3 separate regions of the Mus musculus genome follow, and all the other regions are linked to region 2. A link is a loop called in an ENCODE intact Hi-C map of the cell type or tissue named here. Cell type or tissue: heart. All regions are shown on one strand.

Region 1 (2,500 bases), 400 kb before region 2:
TCAAGGTTAACGTAAACTTTATTTTAAAGTTCTAGAAGTCACAAAGCTAGCAAATAACAAAGGTGGGTCTGCTTCGAATCAAATCCCAGTCTAGCGACCTCCTGAGCTCCATTTTGTCTTCTCATAACCTACCAAAATCTGTACTCCCAAATCCTGCTAATATACAGAATCCTCTCTTTTAGGAAGCTATTAGTGACTTTCCTCCATGTTTAGATGGTCCTCTTTTGGTCCCCCAATGACAACTGGACCCCATCTGTATTTAAATAGTGTATATATATATTTTCTCATCCACTCGCAATAAACTCTTGAGGATACGAATCTAGTTCCTACAGTGTGTAATACATACTTCTGCAGCAGCAGAATATCACTCATATTTGAAGTTTTTCTCCACCTTTTGATGGGAAAACTCTGAACTTGCTCAGGTCAAACCACAGACCTGCTTTTATGCATCAAACATGGAGCATAAACAAACTGACAGACCAGATTTTCAATAAATACTTTGAGTGAATAAATGAATAATTCAGAAAGTAACCTCCTTTCCCGTGACTGAGTCTCATTCCCCAAACAACCGTGCTTGACTCTTGGGAGAAAAAGACAGGGTTTGAAATTACTTTTATCCTTTAACATTTAAACATTGGTCATTTTCTCCCTCATTTTCACCGTCATAATCACACAGAACATGATTTTCACTATTTGAAAATGTGAGGTTTGGGGGCAGAGCGGTGGAAATCCTTGGGTTTATCTTACGGCTAACTAGTAGCAATTATGTTCAACATCTCAGCTAAATGCCACAAAGTCATAAATTGGGACTTGGAGGTGGTACTCCGAGGGAAAAGAATACAAGTTAAGCTGATTTATTTATAAGCTTTCTTCCCTGGATTGGTTGTGTTAAAGTCGCACCTTCTTGGGTGTGACCCTCGGTGACAAAAATCTTCTCAATGTGTACTTATTAAGTCTATGACTTTAAGATGTGGGATAACGGAAGAGTTAAAATGGTGTTAGGGAAAGCGGTGGTTTTTTTTCTAGATGCTTTTATTGCAGAAACAAGGGGAAATTGACAAATAACCTTCCCAGAGGTTTGCCTGAATTGACAATCCCACAGACCAGGGAGACCTGACACTCTGACAGATGCTTTTGCTGCAAGTCCGCTGAGGTGGGCGGGTCCCGGGAACTCAAGGCTGGGTGGGGGTGTGCCCGAGGGCGGGCCCAGGGCTGCAGGGCGGAGCCGCGGAAGGCGAGAGGCAGCCTGGGAAGTAGCGCCATATTGGCGGTGGCCGCGCTGTATTGTCATAAATAGAGCCGGTTTTGTGGTGTTTTCACTACTCGGTTGAATGCCTCGGCTGTAGAGAGTGGGGAAGTGAGCGAGCTACAAGCGAGCGAAGGGAATTGGACAGAGGAAGGAAGAGAGGGCAAGAACAGGACCCCAAAGCGAAAGACACTCGCTGGAGAGAGACGCAGGAAGCGATGAAAGAGATGTCTGCGTAAGTGGGGGCGGCGGTTGAGGGCGAGGTGGAGAGAGGTGCGCTGAGGTGGGCAGCCCCGGCTTCCAGCCCCTGCGCCTGGCACCCTGCGCAGCCGGCCGGGACCTCTGCTTTCCGCTGCCCTCCACTCCGCAAGGGCATCTCCCCTACCCGGGACTCACCTGGCCGCCCGGCGGGGATTCGGGAGTCGCCGTCAGCCCCCCGCCGCCCGCCTCTGAGGACGCCCCCAGACCAGGATGAGGGGGAAAGGCGCGTGTGGCTGAGGAGAAAAAACGGTCGGTCACTCTCCTGCCCCAGCCGTGTCTGAGCCCGTCTATTCTGTCTGCATTGGCGCAAATACCATCCCCCTGCCTCCCCTCCTCCCGGCCGGACCCGCTATCTTTCAGGTCTTTCGGAGAGGGACTGACCTAGCGGAGCCCCTAGGTTTGCGGTTGCTCCATGAGAAAGGCTAAACCCTCTACCCCGTTCCTTCCCACCGACCCACAATATCTACCGGGCTGTATCTATCCCCTGCTCACACTTTGATAAGTCGGAAGCAGTTTCTGTACTTGTCAAGAATTTATTAGAATTTCTTACCTTTCACTTTATCCGGAAATAATTTCAACGTACAGAAAAATGCACAGAAATACAAAACACCATTTGTGTAGCCACCACCCATTTTTCCCTAAGACTAACATGGGGTGTGTTCTTAGCTCTTTAACCTTTCTTTCTTGAAAAGAAGTCGAGCATTCCAATACATCTGAAGACTCGCCTATCCTTTCTCTGATTGCATTCACGACGCTCTTCCAAGGCCCCAGAGCACTGAGTTTGGTGTTTCTTGTTACTGCATTTTTAATGTTGATAGTACCTATCCCTGTATCCATAAAAACTGTGTACCTGTTTTAAACTGTTTATAGGGTATTTATTATCAGTTACTACTCTGTAGACTGGTTCTTTAGAACATGATCTCTCTGACCTTTTGCTATGTTAATATTTTCATTATTAGTTATTTTTTATTAACTAATGTATTCCGTTTATAA
Region 2 (2,500 bases):
CCACTTTTCATGTCCTGAAATCATGGCTTCCTTCCCACTGCAGCCCACTGTCCAGGTCATCTCTCTTCCATCTGTGGCTGGACTTCTTCCCCTTTGATCAGCTGTCTTCAGACTCACTGCCAGGCAAGGATTTTCTTTTTCCATTGTTTTATCATTTCTTGAAAATTAAAGAAAGCTTCAATTAACTTTGGACATCTGAAATTGCTTAAATGTCTCAATTATTGTTATGGTCTATAAATGCCCCCCCCAGGGGGTGTGGGAACACCATGGTTTTGTTCACTAGCTATTGACCCAGTACTTTTTCTAGGACAGTTTCTTTCGGGGCCACCTTCCCCACTCTTTTACTTTTTCCATTGTTTCTTTCCCATTTTTGCAATGTCTTATTGGAGGTCATTTTTAAATCGCAGATCTGAAGAGTGCTTCAGGGTCCATTGGTCTCCTAGACTCACAATCGAGTTACATTCCAGTAAATTTATTTCTACTGGGAGTAGTTCTTGTATATTTTGGTATTTATACATTTTAGTGATTGTAGCAGCTTCTACCCTCAGAAGTCTTATTTTCTGTCAGGTTCAAATGAACATATCTAAATCTTATCATGAAATGTTTTATCAGGAGCAAACAGAAGAACTGGATGAAAAGTAGGCACACAAAGTACACGCCAATCATCGCTAGAGTCTTGCCTTCTGTCAGCTGTGCCTTTGGTATGATCAGTTGAACTAACAATGCCGTTTGATTTGGGGGGGGGGGTCACAGCATTGCTTCAGCAGTTTGAATGATGTAACTTCTCGAAGAACACATCGAAATGCAATAGCTCCAATAAACACCATAGCCCTTTCAGCTTGTTTTGCTGATAAGCAGACCACTGAATGGCAAGTGCACAGAGCAGCCAGGTCCTTCCCCATCTCCCATTGAACTACCTATTTTATTTGTTAAAATAATCTCCTAAGAAACACTTTCCAGATGGTGGCTTCAGTTTTTGCTAGAAGGTGAAAAACGATGGAAAGAATTAATAAACCCTTATTGTAACTGTATCCACAATCCCAGGCACTTGCAAGCACGATCTTTTGTCTCTAGAGGATCACTGCATGGAAAAAAAAAAAGCATTCTTTCAGTAAACCCTCGCGGGCCTCTGCTTAGGGACCTGCGCAGCTCCCATCCCAAGGGCCTCAGAAAATGGACAACCCGCTCTGGTACGAGCCCTGGGCGGAGTCTCGGTCGTTCGTAGAAAGCCCTGGCCAGAAGCCTCGCTGGGCAGCAGGAGCCAGCGGCAAGAACAAGGCGAACCAGGGGTTACAAAGCGGAGGGCTAGGGCCAGGGCGGAGCCTTAGGACCGGGGGGCGGGGCGAAGTCGGGGAGGAGCCTAGCAGAAGACAGCGCCAGGAGGCATAGGGCGGGGTCTTAGGGCAGAGAGGCGGGGCGAAGTCGGGGGTGGGGTGGGGGAGAAGCCTGCAGAGGGCGGCGCCCAGAGGTGTGGCATATTGGGGGCGTAACCGGGCTTGGGGCAGAGTCGATGTGGGGTGGAGCTGGCTGCGGGGAGCGGACAGCGGGGGGCGGGGCAGGCTGTGGCCGGGGCGGCCCGGGGCGGGGACTTCTGGCACTTTCTGGGAGCTGCGGGCGATCGGCTCACAGACCTTCTGGCCGGAAACCCGCGCGCTCCCGCTACCAGGGCCGTCGTCGTCAGCGCCGCCATGGCCAAGTGGGGCCAGGGGGACCCGCGCTGGATCGTGGAGGAGCGGGAGGACGGGACCAACGTGAACAACTGGCACTGGTGCGGTGGGCCCCGGGCGCGAGCAGGCGGGCGGGCTCCTGGGAGGGCCGCGCGGCGCCGCAGCACGGCTGCCCGTGGCGGGAGACGGTTCCTAACTGCGCTGGTCCTACGGCTTCAGGCTCCTCCTGAAGTTGGGCGAGCTCCAGAAGGGACTTCTGTCTCACCCTACCGGACAGCTGTGCCTCGGTCGCCCCTCACCCAGCCATCCTCGGCCTTGAGATGCGTAGTGCGCGTGCGTGCGCCGACGGTGCTGTGTCCGTGTGCAGTAGGAAGGCAGGGACTTGGATCTCACTTTCTTTGCTTTGTCTCAGTTTGCACTAGTTATCTGCCCCCCTTTGTGTCTCAGGAATACCGGGAGATGTCTGCCTCTTTGGCGGGCATTGGGGAAAGCTGAGGGAAGCAGAGCCCAGACTGCACCATAAGATGACTTAGCTGTCCTGAAAGAATTATGTTCTAGGCTGGATTCTATGATTAGGACACTGACGTCTCAGGCTGCTCTTTGTCCCCTTAGATGAGAACATTAGAGAGAATGCATAAGATAAATATGGAAATGCCAGATAACTGATATTGTGGTTAAGGCTATTTAAATGACTACCACCGTTACAGGTGGCCGCAGCTTAGCCAATCCATTTCCTGGGGTGGAGATTGCTGGACCCTTTTCCCCGGGGCCATTGTTTTTAAGATTACCCATTATTATATGGTGAATAATAGTGTCTTAAGAAACTGAGCAAC
Region 3 (2,500 bases), 170 kb before region 2:
CAGGGTTGCCTGTGTAAACCTTTCAAGGAAGTACTTACAATATGGGAATATACTCTATTAAAGAAAAAAAAATCAAGAAACTCCATGTGGCCAAGTATTTATTTCAGTTTCATAATCCCGTCTATCAGTTCACTTAACCTATTAATTTAATGTTAAGTAAAGAGTCTATGAGGAGTTGGAAATAATTATGTAAAAATGCATCTTCTTGCCAGGTGTAAGCGCTCACGCTTATAATTTCAGTACACAAGAAACAAGAAGATCTCCATGAGTTCAAAGCTAACCTAGGCTAAATAGAGAATCAAAGCCAGCGGGGGAGAGGGGGGTAGCTGAAACAGTCTTGAGTTTCACACCATAAGATCTTTTTTAATGCATTTCCTCCTGCACAGGCATAGTTCGTCCTCTGGCATGGGAGTAGGGGAAAGGTAAGGGGAAAGCTCTGTTCTGGCCAAACAAGCCCTTAACTCTATGTGCTGAGGTTCTAGAAACTTACCACTCACTCCACCTGACTAACAAACAAAAGGGACTGCAGCTACGCCTCTTCGACACCCAGTCCCTAACCCCTCACCTCGTACTTCCTAGGCCTTACCTTCTCCCAAGATGCCGCAGCCGAGTCTTAACCCTTTTCGGCCCTGGGTGGGAACGGGGAAGAGTAAAGACAGCGCACCTACTGCGCTCAGCCGTTGTGTTCCCCAAGAAAACCAGAGCTTTACAACGAAAGTACCAGGCCCCTCACGAGAGGAATGCAGGAACCCCCTCGTCTTACACGGTGACCTGTAAGGCTGTCCGCCTGGCAGCCTGCACTCCCCCTAGCTCTACGAACGAAAGACTGCGAGGGGCTTTACTGCTAGCCTTAAAGGGTCGGCCGGCAAAGGAGCCTCCGACGGACTCGGCACCTAGGTCGTAGTAGCTGCTGCCAGAAACGTCGATGAGCCCCTACTCAAATTTGAAACCCAGACTAGGGAAAAGAAAGAGGGACGTCCCGCTCTCCCGACTCCCGACCCCCTCCCACACCCCAGCAAATTAGCTGTTCCCTTCCTCCTTCCTCCAGCTTCGCCTGACCACACGCCTTGGCCTGACGTCAGGCGTGGGCGGGGCGGAGGGCTCGGTGTTCTGCCTGTCGTGCCTGGCAAGCGAGGCGCTCCTTCACCCAGCCGTCGCAGTCGCTTCCCTGAGCCGGAGCGGAGCTGGCGGAGAGATGGCCTCCCAGCCGCCGCCGCCCCCCAAACCCTGGGAGTCTCGCAGAATTCCCGGGGCCGGCCCCGGGCCGGGCTCCGGCCCCGGCCCCACTTACCAGTGAGTGTGAGGTGTTTGGGCCGCGACTTTGGAGGCCAGAGCGGGGACTTGGCAGGAGGCGGTTGAAGCCGTTATTGGGGGGAGGCGTCGCTTCCCGCTGCCGGCCCGGGGCGAGTGCAGAGCGGGTCTGGAGTCTGCTGGCTGTACGACCGCCCGTTCTTCCCCCGGGCGCCCCGCCGGCCCCACGGATGCAGGAGCTAGAAAGAAAAGCGGCGCTTCCCTGCCTTTTCGCTTTTGCGGGACATGGGGGGGCGGGACAGCCTGACCCGCTTCAAAGCGACGAGCTTGGGTCTGCTGCCGAGCGCGACGTTGGCCCAGCCAGGACAAGGATAGAGAGCAAAAGTCATGGAAAAGCTTTACAGCCTCTCCAGAAGTTGGTTGAACGACCCAAAGGTCACGTTTACGCAACATGGAATCCAAGCTCTTACCCTTGGCTTTCTTTTCTAGCATAACTTAACGTTTAGGTTGAGGGTTGAAAGAATTCTAAGACAGGAATTCGAGGTCTGTGGGTAGCCTTTGTGTACAAAATTGTGTGTGTGACTGTCGTCTAAGGCCTATAAAGTTTTTATTTGCTTTGATTTAAATCAGTAACAAATGGGTCTGCAACTTTTAAAAATTTAAAACAGAATTAGAGTTTCAGGAACCTGTGTTTTCTTTGGATAAATAGATACCTTAATCCAGGCGACATGATTTCAGAGCAAGTTTGTACGTTTTCCTGGCGCGTAAAAATCTCTGTACGTTGGAGTACTTTTCTCTTATTGGAAAATCTGGTGCTCTTTTAAAAGTACTAAAACACTTGGGCACAGTAACTAATAGATACAATTAGAGTGATAAGCTGTATTTTTCGTGTTAAAGCAACACTTATTGGTGATACTTTCATTAGAATGTTTCTAAGTGTGTTCTTTGCTATCCCGTTAAACTTCTCTGAACATTACTTAGCCTTCTGGGTTTGTTGTTGTTTTGTTGTATGTGCCTTAAATTTTATGATTGTTTTCTGTACCTGTTTATATTTGTTTTACTAATGGTATGCAATTATGGGTTATTCCATTAATGTTGAACTTATCTTGCATTTTTAAATGAACCTACTTAGCTTCCTTTTTTTAATATACTGTCCTGGATTCTGTATTATTTTAAGATTTATGTTCCTATGTGATATTGGATTCCTTTTTTAAATTATACTTTTGTCTTTATATCAGTTTTTTAATGA

Evidence for each region. Peaks named below come from ENCODE experiments on the same cell type or tissue, not always from the same donor. Only the 100,000 strongest peaks of a DNase experiment are listed, where the experiment ranks them.
Region 1: a loop joins it to region 2, with 2.7 times the contacts of the local background. A loop is called at or near these places in 3 of 42 quality-filtered maps.
Region 3: it touches region 2 in a loop (3-fold over the local background); 2 of 42 quality-filtered maps call a loop at or near these places.

The regions. Positions count from the first base shown.
Region 1 is chr11:23,894,003-23,896,502 of GRCm38, reverse strand. It overlaps Papolg (poly(A) polymerase gamma), which reads left to right and starts at 1,233. Exons shown (of 22, transcript NM_172555.2): 1 at 1,233-1,481. The coding sequence starts at 1,465. It overlaps Gm12061 (a long non-coding RNA gene), which reads right to left and starts at 2,251. Exons shown (of 4, transcript XR_872317.3): 1 at 2,058-2,251; 2 at 1,643-1,740. In heart, no CTCF peak of the experiment used is centred here; a DNase peak (open chromatin) is centred at 1,212; H3K4me3 peaks cover 1,736 bases; H3K27ac peaks cover 946 bases.
Region 2 is chr11:23,497,043-23,499,542 of GRCm38, reverse strand. It overlaps Ahsa2 (AHA1, activator of heat shock protein ATPase 2), which reads left to right and starts at 1,504. Exons shown (of 9, transcript NM_172391.4): 1 at 1,504-1,768. The coding sequence starts at 1,689. 1700030C12Rik (RIKEN cDNA 1700030C12 gene) reads right to left here and starts at 1,782. Exons shown (of 3, transcript NR_166706.1): 1 at 1,632-1,782; 2 at 958-1,081; 3 at 1-157. In heart, no CTCF peak of the experiment used is centred here; a DNase peak (open chromatin) is centred at 1,452; H3K4me3 peaks cover 1,826 bases; H3K27ac peaks cover 1,763 bases.
Region 3 is chr11:23,664,540-23,667,039 of GRCm38, reverse strand. It overlaps Pex13 (peroxisomal biogenesis factor 13), which reads left to right and starts at 1,157. Exons shown (of 4, transcript NM_023651.5): 1 at 1,157-1,293. The coding sequence starts at 1,196. It overlaps Pus10 (pseudouridylate synthase 10), which reads right to left and starts at 1,048. Exons shown (of 18, transcript NM_028304.3): 1 at 587-1,048. In heart, no CTCF peak of the experiment used is centred here; a DNase peak (open chromatin) is centred at 1,089; H3K4me3 peaks cover 2,426 bases; H3K27ac peaks cover 1,887 bases.